Regions from separate parts of the Homo sapiens genome. Here region 2 is linked to region 1. A link is a contact called in ENCODE Hi-C or POLR2A ChIA-PET data. All regions are on one chromosome and are shown on one strand. The core of a region is the stretch at or near the end of the contact, and the rest is flanking DNA. Distances in the headings are between cores, read along the strand shown.

Region 1 (2,866 bases), core at 147-2,646:
GGCTTTGAATACTTTACTTATATTTTAATATCTTACTGCTGATGGCACAGAAAAATCTTTTAGTGATTTTGTGTCCCATAGATTCAGCTTTGGACAGGCATTACAAGAACACTGGGAAGGGGCCAACACTCATCTTTAGCCACCTCACTTTTGGGCTCTTTATGTTCTCCCATCCTTGTCTCTCTTTCTCCCTTGAATTCTCTAAGGAAGTGGGATGCGACAGACACTGCTGGTGCGCTGTCCATGATCGTGGGTCATACCATTGAGGTACATGCAGGCCCTACAACTTTTAGCTGCCAGCTCCTGAATCTTTCTGCCTAAGGGCTTTCTTTGGAAGCTGAGGTACATTCATCCCCTGCAGCTGGAAGTACTGGAGAATTAACTCCCACCCTACCAGAGTAATTCTCAACAATGGCAAGTGGAAGTTGGTGTATAAATACCCCAGCTTCCTAGCCGCTTGGGTGGGAGAGCTCTCTGTCATGTTCTACATTATCCTCAGAGTTCCCCAGTGTATTTGGGCTCCAGTTGCCCAATAGCAATAACTTTCTGGTTAGCACACTGTGTTGACTACTTTCTCTTCTATTCCCCGTTTCACTTCCCCACTTCCCTATCAGTATTTACCAGAATAACTTTCAATAAATAACTTGCTCTAAAATCCTTGTCTTGGGGTTTGCTTTTGGTGGAGCCTAAATAAGACAGAGGTCTTTCCCTGTAAGTAGGATGGCAAGTCTCTCAGAGGGTGGTTTAGGAAGCAGGTTGGGAAGGGATTTATAGACAGAGGGTTCTTGCCAGAGCCCACTAAACTTTTCCCTGGAGATGGGTCTTATAGACCCCTAGTGCCTCTTAGCTGTTGTCCCTGTGTGCTGCTGCCAGCTGACACTCTTGCTTTGGGTCCCCAAGATAGGCTCCAAAAAGTAGATTCATCTTAGTAAAATCTTCAGTGTCTAATGTGGTGCTCTTGTCATCCCATTAAAGAGGGAGAATATCTGGTCCCTTGGTCAAACAATAAATTCTTCAGAAAATGGTGTAATTACCCTGTGTTTACCATTTGAGTTAATCTAACTTCTACAATATAAGGTTTACTTCAACGACTCCTACCTGCATTTGGCCAGGCCCCAAAAATCTGTAAACTAGAGTAGAAAATATGCTGTCTTTTGCCTGTACAGAGCAATGACGTGTGGGGGCAGAGGTCCCAGGAGGCAAAGAAGGATGAAAGTGGCTCACAGCCTAGGCCTGCTTCATCACTCAACCCCAGGCATTTTCTTCTCTTTTCTTTTTGTTTTTGAAAAATAAGCTCCAGAGAAATGATAAGGAGTTTTAAAAATAAAAGCCAGTGGGGCAGCAGCAGCATCCCTCTCCCTGGCACCTCTCCTCTTCACCCGTGACTCTCAGCACATGCAGGACCCACAGCTCGGTCCCTAGGGCCTTGTTCTCCAGCCTCCTCCGCCACCTTTGGCCCGAGGCCTCTGCCCTGAGGTCCAGCCTGGCCAAGGGTGGCCAGCAGAGCAGGGAGAGTCGGAATGACCCACACACTCAGAGATAAGGCTCCCAATTTGTTGATTCAGGGGCTTAGTTATTCTCTAAATAAACGTTCCTGCTTCAAAAACTTTTCTTTCAAGTGGAGCTGAGTGTTGCCTTCTTACTCTTTCCCAGGGGAGAAGTTTGTGTTTTGCTTTTTCTAAATTTATGTAAACTGTTCCCACACTCACACCCACTAAATACCAAGCTCCTCTGATCCCCCCTTCTCCAGAATGGCCATGGAGCCGGGGTGCTTGGGCTGTGATGAAATCACACATCCTCTTGGAGTCCCATGGGATCAAGTGGCGGTAGGGGCAAGGGGGTTTCTGCTGCAAGACAGGAAACCTGAAGGATTGAGGACAGACAACGCCCTGAGGTCACATAAGAACAGGCAACACAATCTGAGAAAGTCAGTTACTCTGCCTCCATTTTACAGATGAGGAAATTAAAGTGTGAGGGGAGTGGGTTGAGGGGTTAGTGAATCATCCACATGAGTAATGGAAAGTTCAATCCAAGGACTCTGCCCCTATGCTTCTCTGCTTTTCCAATTGATAGTGCAACTTTGTCACTGTAGCAGTTAGCTATGGCCACATAACAAACTTCCCCAGAACTTAGTGGATTAAAACAACAACTATTTACTTAGTTCATAATTTCTATGAGTTGATAATTAACCAGGCTTAGCTGAGTAATTCTTATTCTACTCTCACCTGGGCACATTCCTATGTCTTCAGTCACTCATTTGTCACTAATATTTGATGGCCTCACTCACATGATGTGATTGGCTGGCTGTTGTCTGGTGTGATGGGCGTGGCTGAACTACATGATTTCTTATCCTCTAGAGGGCTAGCCTAGGCTTATTCACAGAGTGGTAGCTGTGGGTTTCCCAAGACCAGCAAGAAAGAAAATTCTAATGCATGAACACTTTTCATGTCACTTCTTGCATCACATTTATTACTGTTCTGTTAGTCAAGCAAGTCACACAGCTAAGCTCAGATTCAACAGGTGGAGGAAGACTTTACCTCTTGATAGAGCAGCAAAGTGACTTTGCAAGGGTGTTGATACAAGGAGGGGAACAACTTTTGGTCCTTTTTGCAATCTACCACTGTTACAAACAGTACAGTGGCCCACCAGGCCATTGGAGGGGAGGGAATAGAGCTCTGCTGTGTCCTCCAAGTGCCGTGCCCAGTGCTCTGTCATTGCCCTACACTGCTGATCATACATTATCTTGGGTTAGGCCATTTGCATCCTTCACCGTCAGTCAGTGGCAGAGAGAGAGAACCTTGAGTGGCTGAGAGATGGGACACTGGGGAGATAAGTTTTGGTGCAGGGAAAAGGATTGAAAGCAAAG
Region 2 (2,918 bases), core at 271-2,770, 44 kb after region 1:
AATAGCTATGGGAGCCAGCAAAGGGTACTACTAAAATGCTCGCTTCGGCTGCTCTCAGTGCCTGAAGTCTCTGTCAGAAGAGCTTGGCCTTGGAGGCAGCATCATTTTTTGTTAAACTATCAAAGCCTCTGGAAGAGGTAGTGCAAAAGTGAAGGAGAGGCATCCTTGAGAAAAAATGTTACCATGGTGAAGGAAAATGGTTTTCTTTCACCAGGTTAGCATGAAGTAACTCCTAGCAGACTGTGGCTCCTATGGCATCATTCTAACTCCTGGGAAAAATACTCTTGACATCATGATCCCAACATTCAGTCTGAATGAGTGAGTCTTTTGAAGGCATTTCCAGGGTATTGGCAGGTTATTGGGGTGTCTTGTGGGTGCCCCTTAAGTAATATTGCATTTGTGGCATCTACTCCACTTACACCAAGGGCTGGTCCTCGCCTGTTGATGGTCATTCCAGGTGTAACCATCCAGATCAGAGCTGCTAATTGAGGAACACCCTTCCTCTCTCCCTCAAGGGCGAGCGTGTGACTTTTACTTGAGTGAAATCTTCTGTTGGGGTCCAATTGAACCTGCAGATTGTTCCTGACTGAGTCTTGACTATTAAGAGACTATACTATGTGGGAAAGTACACCATTTAGAAGCAGGGAATAACTTTCTGGAGGAATGTCACAAAAGACCCTCTCTACCTCCCCAGGAGCAAATCCTTCGCCTACAGTTCTTTTTCATTCTACACTTCTCCCGTGCAATGAGACCATAATTAAAACACTGTGAGAAAGAATTAGAAATACTGCTTCTGAACTTTAATTATAAACTCCATACTCAGGTTCCTTGGGGCTTACACAGGCAGTCCACAGTCTTATTTGTTCTCTAGAACTTGGAATCCATTTCTCTACTAAATCATTGTTGGCAACATGCCCAGCCCAGGCCAGTCCACTATGGCTCATGTTAGCCATGGTTACCTGAATTATAGTGTTAACAGTCCTCAACCAGGGTTATCTGGTTGCAAGCAACAGAAAACAATTGTGACAAAAGTTAGCAAGAAAAAGAAATATGTTGGGAAGACATTGGGTAGTGTGTCAGTTAGGGTTCAATGAAGGGAGAAAGTTGTAATGATTATTATGGAATAAGAGATGTAGTAGGAATTTGACCTCACAAAGTTGTAGGAGGAGCTAAGGAAGAGAGGTTCAGCAAGAGGAGTAAGAGGTTCAGAGAAAAGTCATTAACCAGGCCTCTTGAAGCACTGATGTGGGTGGACACGTTGAAGCTTACAGGATCATCAGGGAGCCAGTTACAGCTAGTGCTAGATGGGAACCATGAAGAGGAGCTGGGGAAGAAGTCTAAGGAGGATTACTGCCACTAACTAGTCACAAAGTCAGTGACTTTGTCTGGAGGTGGACTTGCTGTTGGTCTACAGACCTGGCAGTCAGGGGAAACCTAACCTAAGCAGAGTAGAGAGATGAGCCTGAACCTGCTGGCAGTTCAGCACGTATCTCTTGCTGCTGTTACCCGAAAGGAACTGCGGAAAATAACGGATGCTGAGTCACTTCCGCTTTTCAGATCTAGTACAAATTCTTTTTAATCCATTTTAACCTGAAAACATATAGGGAAGGTTGCAGAATCAGAGGAAAAACGATGTGGCCAAGCCCATGACAGATGGGTCTCAGTAGCAGGAACTTGGGGTTAGCTCCAGGCATGATTCAGTTCCAGCCACTTTCTGTCATGTGTGTCAGATTCCACGTTCAAATTCCATGTTCCTGGGAGGGTGGCTGCAGTCAATCTAGCCTGAGCAGAACCAACTCTTTTGTTCAGAGTAGAGTTCTGTGATTTGCAGCCCACTGGAACTATCTGGGAGAGGGAGAGGGGCTCCCTCAAAGAATATATGCTTGCTGGATCAAAAGAGATGGAGTCCATTCTTAGCTCTTTCCACCATTGTTTCAGAGAGAGAAAACTCATTGGCATTTCCAGATTTCTTATAATTCAGCTCCTGCAATGTAGACACTTACGATTTCTCTCCCCTTCTTCTGAAGCCAAAGTCATAGTGTATCACTGGATGGCAGATTTTTTTTTTTTTTGAAACAGACTCTTGCTCTGTCACCCAGGCTAGAGTGCAATGGTGCAATCTCAGCTCACTGCAACCTCTGCCTCCTGGGTTCAAATGATTCTTCTGCCTCAGCCTCCCAAGTAGCTGGGATTACAGGCATGCACCACCATGCCTGGCTAATTTTTGTATTTTAGTAGAGACAGGGTTTTGCTGTGTTGGCCAGGCTGGTCTCAAACTCCTGACCTCAGGTGATCTGTCCGCCTTGGCCTCTCAAAGTGCTGGGATTACAGGCGTGAGCCACCACACCCGGCCTGGATGGCAGATTGAGGAATTAAAATGATTTTGATAGGCTGGACAAATGGACAAAATTGAATGGAGGTAATTATATGCTACAGAAATCAACTGTGCAAAATAGTTCACATGGAAAATATCTTAGGAGGTTTGGTGTTGGGAGGGTCAATTGAGTCAACAGGAGAATGAGGCCTTTAGAAGTTTAATGCCTTTCAGAGCCCTGTTATGAAAAGCTGGTATCCAGAACCAGACTGTAGGCAACTCCCTTGCAGTGCATGAGTCAGGCAGGGCCCCTTGCAGAAGGGCAGGATTTGGGTTTCTGTTGGGCCTGGAGCTAGGAGCCAGCCTTGCCATAGGCCTAGGACCATGGGCTGGATATTCCAGTACGCTTGTGTGTTTCTTGACTGCAAAACAACTGGCTGGACCTGTATTGCTCTGATGTTCTGTGATTCTGTGAGCCCTTGGTGTTCACCTTTAGGGCCGCATGGTTGAGAAGGGGAATCAAAACAGGGAAACAGTAAGGAGAGAGAACTAGAAAATGTGTCCCATATTTAGGAACTGGGGCAGGGAGGGCTTGGGGAGGGCC

What was found. A loop is a pair of places that touch in the nucleus more often than their neighbours do. ChIA-PET counts read pairs that join two places held with the same protein, here RNA polymerase II (POLR2A).
Region 2: a map of astrocyte of the cerebellum shows a loop between it and region 1 (3-fold over the local background). The contact joins two enhancer-like sites. A Hi-C loop is called at or near these places in 1 of 168 maps with a recorded cell type or tissue (astrocyte of the cerebellum). POLR2A ChIA-PET finds 5 or more read pairs at or near these places in 1 of 52 experiments (RWPE1).

Annotation. Positions count from the first base shown.
Region 1 is chr20:4,324,540-4,327,405 of GRCh38, forward strand. No RefSeq gene overlaps it. Among named protein-coding and RNA genes, the nearest start is that of ADRA1D, 77 kb to the left of the region's middle. RefSeq lists an enhancer at 1,530-2,729. Within about 2 kb of position 1,397, at least 4 of the 41 ENCODE cell types and tissues checked have a DNase peak (open chromatin) inside an H3K27ac peak, as active enhancers do.
Region 2 is chr20:4,368,396-4,371,313 of GRCh38, forward strand. No RefSeq gene overlaps it. Among named protein-coding and RNA genes, the nearest start is that of ADRA1D, 120 kb to the left of the region's middle. Within about 2 kb of position 1,521, at least 2 of the 41 ENCODE cell types and tissues checked have a DNase peak (open chromatin) inside an H3K27ac peak, as active enhancers do.